Linked DNA regions of Mus musculus: region 1 is linked to region 2. A link is a loop called in an ENCODE intact Hi-C map of the cell type or tissue named here. Cell type or tissue: gastrocnemius. All regions are shown on one strand. Links, peaks and the distances in the headings refer to the core of each region. The heading gives the core; the rest is flanking DNA. Region 1 overlaps St3gal2 (ST3 beta-galactoside alpha-2,3-sialyltransferase 2). Region 2 has its middle 7.4 kb from the start of Fcsk.

The links. Peaks named below come from ENCODE experiments on the same cell type or tissue, not always from the same donor. Only the 100,000 strongest peaks of a DNase experiment are listed, where the experiment ranks them.
Region 1: a loop joins it to region 2, with 1.9 times the contacts of the local background. A loop is called at or near these places in 12 of 42 quality-filtered maps.

The regions. Positions count from the first base shown.
Region 1 is chr8:110,956,373-110,959,215 of GRCm38, reverse strand. It overlaps St3gal2 (ST3 beta-galactoside alpha-2,3-sialyltransferase 2), which reads right to left. Exons shown (of 7, transcript NM_009179.3): 2 at 1,166-2,458. The coding sequence starts at 1,504. Among named protein-coding and RNA genes, the nearest start is that of Gm39251, 8.8 kb to the right of the region's middle. In gastrocnemius, for the core only: CTCF peaks have their summits at 289, 495 (motif pointing left) and 1,516; DNase peaks (open chromatin) are centred at 401, 896, 1,510 and 2,240; H3K27ac peaks cover 973 bases.
Region 2 is chr8:110,908,419-110,911,327 of GRCm38, reverse strand. No RefSeq gene overlaps it. Among named protein-coding and RNA genes, the nearest start is that of Fcsk, 7.4 kb to the right of the region's middle. In gastrocnemius, for the core only: a CTCF peak has its summit at 1,303 (motif pointing left); no DNase peak of the experiment used is centred there.

The DNA.
Region 1 (2,843 bases), core at 1-2,500, 48 kb before region 2:
CAGTTCCAGGGGATCCAAAGTCCTTCTCTGTCCTCTGAGGGCACAGAAATACATGCAACAAAGAATATCCGTTCACATACTAAAATAAAAACGAAAATACTACCTTCACAGATCCAGGCTCCCGGAGTCTGGTAAGAGGCTGGAGGATGGCAGGCCAGGAGGTTGGGGAGAAATGGTCCTCGCTACACAAGCCTGGCAACCTAAGTTCAGTCCCTGGATCCCAGGTAAAGGAAGAAACTACCAACTCCACAAAGTTGTCTTATAATCTCCACATGTGCGCTGTGGCATCCGCACAGCCCCTGCTACATCATACATGTACACACACACACACACACACACACCAAATAATAATAAAAATTTTGGGGCTGGCAAGATGGCTCAGCAAGTAAGAGCACTGACTGCTCTTCCGAAGGTCCTGAGTGCAAATCTCTGAAACCACATGGTGGCTCACAACCACCTGTAATGAGACCCGACGCCCTCTTCTGGTGCATCTGCTGAAGACAGCTACAGTGTACTTATTTATAATAATAAATAAATCTTTGGACCGGAGCGAGTGGGGTTGAATGGAGCCAGTAGAGGTCCTAAATTCAATTCCCAACAACCACATGAAGGCTCACAACCATCTGTACAGCTACAGTGTACTCCTATACATAAAATAAATAAGCAAATCTTTAACATCATTAAAAAAAAAAGAATTTTGGAAAAATAAGATGCTGCTGGGAGAGAAGTATAAGTCACTTGCCAGCTGGGCAGCCTTTGCTGCAGCTGTGGAATGGCTTCTTGCCACTTACTCGGCAGGCCTCTATCTATATGGCATGGCCTCCAGGTCCCCACTCTGACCACTCTGACCATTTGTGCTGCCTCCCTGAGCCCAGAGCATTTTGGGGGCGGGGTGTCTACACAGGACTCCTACAAGCCCCACAAATAGTAGTTCTCTCTCCTCCCAGGTCAAAGCTCATCCTGCCTGGCAGCGGTCTGTGATCCAGGGATATGGCTCAGCTCAGGTGGGCTTCCTGCTTTGTCAGGGTGCTGGGAGTCATAAGACGGACAGCCTAAGTCCAAAAGGGGACTGATCACAGCGGCTCCAAAAATAAAGAGGACCAATTCTGAAAAGCAGGCAGTAAAAGGAAATCAGCAGGGGGTGGGGGTGGGGCACAGTCCTTACCATCCACCACCGCTGGACATCCGGGGGGAGGTTCATGTTATCTCTGGTCCAGACGGGTGAGATGTTGCCGTCAAAGTGGCTGTCAAACCATTCAGAGGTGCTGGCGTCACCCATGCAGCGACTGCAGGCACAATTTCTCCCCAAAAGCCCCTCCTTGCCGAGGCGCTGTAGTCCTGAATAGCCTGGTACCAGCTTCACCCGGTGTGTGCCGCCCAGAGCCCCCGAGTCCAGGTAGGGCAAGGTAGCCATGCTGTGGTGCGAGTAGGTGAAGAGCAGGGACATAATGAACACCAGCAGGAATGCCATAGAGAGGAACCACACCCGAAGAGAGCACTTCATCGTGCTGGCCACGGGGTGGCTGTCACCGTGGCCAATCCTTTCCCGGCCCGCTGCGGGGCCAGCCACGGCGCAGCCTGCTTGTTTTGGCAGCACGTAGAAAGGGCATAGGGGCACGAAGCGTGACAGGGGACTCTTGCCACACCTTCCCTCAACAAAAGGGGAAAGCAGGAATAGCCCCCCCCTCCCACCGTCCCTGAGCCACCAGAGCCTCTCGCTCAGAACTTCCTCGGGTCTCTCTCAGTCACTAGCTGGGCCACAAAGATTCTGCGTCTTCTGCCACCCCGTCAAGGCAGAGGTCAGTCCATCTCAGCCCTCTAGTCCCTTGTGAGTGCTGGCTGCCAGCTCCGGGGTCCCCCCTCTTTGGTGGCTTGAAAAGGTCCAGTCTGGAGCAGTCTGGGTCCTTGTGGCTCATGAGCAGACGCTAAGGCAGCCCCTGCTCCCCTGCAGTGGGGAATCCCTGGAACCCTGATTACAGCAGAGGGTGCACGGGCTTCAGGGGGCCTGCATTCCATGCACGAGTCCTCTTCGCACTTGCAGGCCGTCCTGGTCCAACTCCTTAGCCAGGGGAAAAGAGCCTGACTCAAGGCCAGAAAGAAAACCAGTGATCTTCATGGGCGTCAGGGCTACAAAAACCCAAGACCTTCTGCGGAGCGTCTGGCCTGCTGCCTCCCATCAGAGGGGCTGGTCCCCTACTCTGTGCTGTGGGGTCGTCTGGAGCTGGGAACAGCTGCTGCTCAGCAAGGTGCCAGACTCTAAGCCATGTGGATCAGGAGAGCTTACGTGGTCCTCATTGGGACTCCAGACTCCTTCCTGGGACTGTTGGCCTTGGCAGGGCAACTGCCCTGCCCACCCCTGCTTCTAGGGTGAGGCTGTTCTGCCCTTGGCTCCTGTTGGCAGTGATCCCCTGGCAGGCTCTTCCTCACCTGTCAGGCACCGGGCGGCCACAGCCTGACCCTGAAATTCAGAGAGGAGAAAGAATATGCTGTTAGACAATAGAACCTGAACATAACATATGTACACATGCATTCTCTCTCTCTCTCTCTCTCTCTCTCTCTCTCTCTCTCTCTCTCTCACACACACACACACACACACACACACACACACAGCCCCCACCCATGGTCTGAGGACAGAGCCAGCAGTAAAAGAGATGCCCATCAACAAAAGCGTAGACAAAAGAAAAGGCTCTCTCCTCAAACAGTCCATGGATAGCATCATTTTGCCTAACTCCCAGCCTCAGAGGACTGCACCTTCATTAATTAGCCTGAGAATAAACAAGGAATAAGTTAATTTCCCCTGGGTCCGATGGCAAGGGCTAACACACTCCATTTAGGAAGCCTTG
Region 2 (2,909 bases), core at 142-2,641:
TGTGTCTGTTTTAGTGAAATGTTCCTTCACGAGTCTGCCTTGGTCCTTCACCTGTGTCCAGTTCAGCTAAATGTGCCTTTACTGTTTGTCCCAGCAAAATGCCATCCAAACGACTTTCCAAAGAACTCTTAAGTCTCAACTTCACACGAACTTTACACTGGTAGGCCCTATCCTGATTTGATCATTATATAATATATACATGTGTCAAATCATTTTACTAACCCTAATAAATATGTACGAATATGTGTTGGTTTAAAACTACTTGCTGAGGGGCTGGCGAGATGGCTCAGCGGGTAAGAGCACTGACTACTCTTCCAGAGGTCCTGAGTTCAAATCCCAGGAACCACGTGGTAATGAGATTTGACGCCCTCTTCTGGTGTGTCTGAAGACAGCTACAGTGTACTTATGTATAATAATAAATAAATCTTTAGAGGGGGGGAACCTATTTGCTGAGATGTTGGGGACCAATTTCCCTGAAAACATGAGGACCAGGGTTTGGATCAGAACCCATATAAAGGCTGATCAGACCCCAGAGACAAGGATTCCAGGGGCTGGGCTTTCTGGATATCTAGATTAGCCAGTATAAGCCAGCACTGGCTCAGAGAGACCCTGCCTCAATAAATGAAGTGGAGAACTATTGAAGAAGATACCTGATGTCCACTCAGGCCTCAACATGAATAAGTACAGGTGCACTTGCACGTTTGCATGTGCACACACACACACACACACACACACACACCCCTTTACTGGTTAATTATACAAAAACTAGTCATCCGGAAGGAGGAGAACCTCCAACTGAGAAACTGCCTCCATCAGATTGGTCTGTGACCCTTTGTGGGGCATTTTGGTTGGTCATTACTATAGGAGGGTCTAGCTCACTGTAGGGTAGTCTCACCCCTGGGCAGGTGGTCTCTTGGTTGTAAGAACTCTGGCTAAATCTGGGCATGGTAGTGCATGATGTTAATCCCAGGACTTGGGAGGCAGAGGCAGGCAGTTTTCTGAGTTCAAGGCCAGCCTGGTCTACCGAGCGAGTTTCATTGCTTTTGATCAAGGGGTTCTATCACAGCAACAGAAAAATAAACTAGGGTAATTCCCTCTTTAAAAAAAAACAAAAACAAAAACAAAAACAAAAACAAAAGCCTGTCTGAGGACTGGAGAGATGGCTCAGTGGGTAAGAGCACTGACTGCTCTTCCAAAGGTCTTGAGTTCAAATCCTAGCAACCACATGGTGGCTCACAACCACCTGGAATGAGATCTGATGCCCTCTTTTGGAGTGAGGTCTGATGCCCTCTTCTGGGGTGTCTGAAGACAGCTACAGTGTACTTACATATAATAAATAAATAAAGCTTTAAAAAAAAAACTGTCTGAAAGCTGGGTTCTGGCCCAGCTTCAGGGTGTCATATACTTGAGGTTGGCCTTCTTTTCTGTTTGTTTGTTTTTTTGGGATTTTTTTGGTTTTTTGAGGCAGGGTTTCTCTGTGTAGCCCTAACTGTCCTGGAACTCACTCTGTAGACCAGGCTGGCCTCGAACTCAGAAATCCGCCTGCCTCTGCCTCCCAAGTGCTGGGATTAAAGCCGTGTACCACCACGCCCGGCTATGGCCTTCAAGTCTTGAACCACTGGTCGTCCTTCCTTTACCCTCCAAATTCTGGGATTAGAGATACACACTGCCATGCCCAGTTTAAGACAGGATCCTGCTATGCTCCCTGATTGCCCAAATACTTCGTAAGCTAGGCTGGTCCTGGGTAAGTCACCAGCTTCAGGATTTCTGGTTTGAGCCATCAAGCCTAGCTTTGATTCTTTTTCTTATCCTTTCAATTATGTCACTAGAGACTGGTCCTTGTATAGATTCAGATAAGTCAACTACTCTATCCACCTCTTCTTTCCTTCTGTGCATGCGTGCAGTGAACGTGTGCACATGTGCAGCCAGGTATACATGCAGAGGTAAGAAGTCGATAGCCAGTATCTTCCTCAATCTCATTCCTCATTTTATTTATTTGTTATTGTGATGGTTCTGTTTTTGGTTTTGGTTTTGGTTTTGGTTTTTTTGAGACAGAGTCTCACAATGCATCCCAGGCTGGTTTGGAACTCACTTTGTAGACCAAACAAGCCTTGAACTTGTGATGATTTTTCTGCCCTCTGCCTCTCTATTGCTGGCATTACAGGCTTCTGTTTTTTTGTTTTGTTTTTGTTTTTGTTTTTGTTTCCCAAATAGGGTTTCCTGTTAAACTTAGAAGCAACTCATTGATTTAGTTAGCCCGGCTGGCCAATGAGTTCCAAGGAGCTCCTGTCTCTGCTCTCTCCCAGCACTGGGACTACAGATATATGTAACTATGACCAGCTTTTCTGTGGATGCACGAGATCCCAGTTAGGTCCTCCTACCTGACTGGCAAGTACTTTACCAACTGAGCCATCTCCCCAGCCCTCAACCCTTTTTGAGACAAGATCTCACTGGGCAGTGGCAGCACATGCCTTTAATCCAGCACTCGGGAGGCAGAGACAGGCAAATCTCTTGAGTTCGAGGCCAGCCTGATCTACAGAATTGAGTACCAGGACAGCCAAGGCTACACAGAGAAACCCTGTCTTTTTTTTGTTTGTTTGTTTTTGTTTTTCGAGACAGGGTTCCTCTGTATAGCCCTGGCTGTTCTGGAACTCACTTTGTAGACCAGGCTGGCCTTGAACTCAGAAATCCGCCTGCCTCTGCCTCCCGAGTGGAGAAACCCTGTCTTAAACAAACAAACAAACAAGCAAACAAGCAAGCAAATGAGACAGAATTTCGTGTAACACAAGCTAGCCCCAAATTCACTATGTAGCTGAGGCTGGCTCTGATCTCCTGAGCTTTCTGCCTCTACCTGCTAAATGCTGGGATTACAGGCCTGTGGCGCCAATTCAGCAAGAATCTCCTTTTGC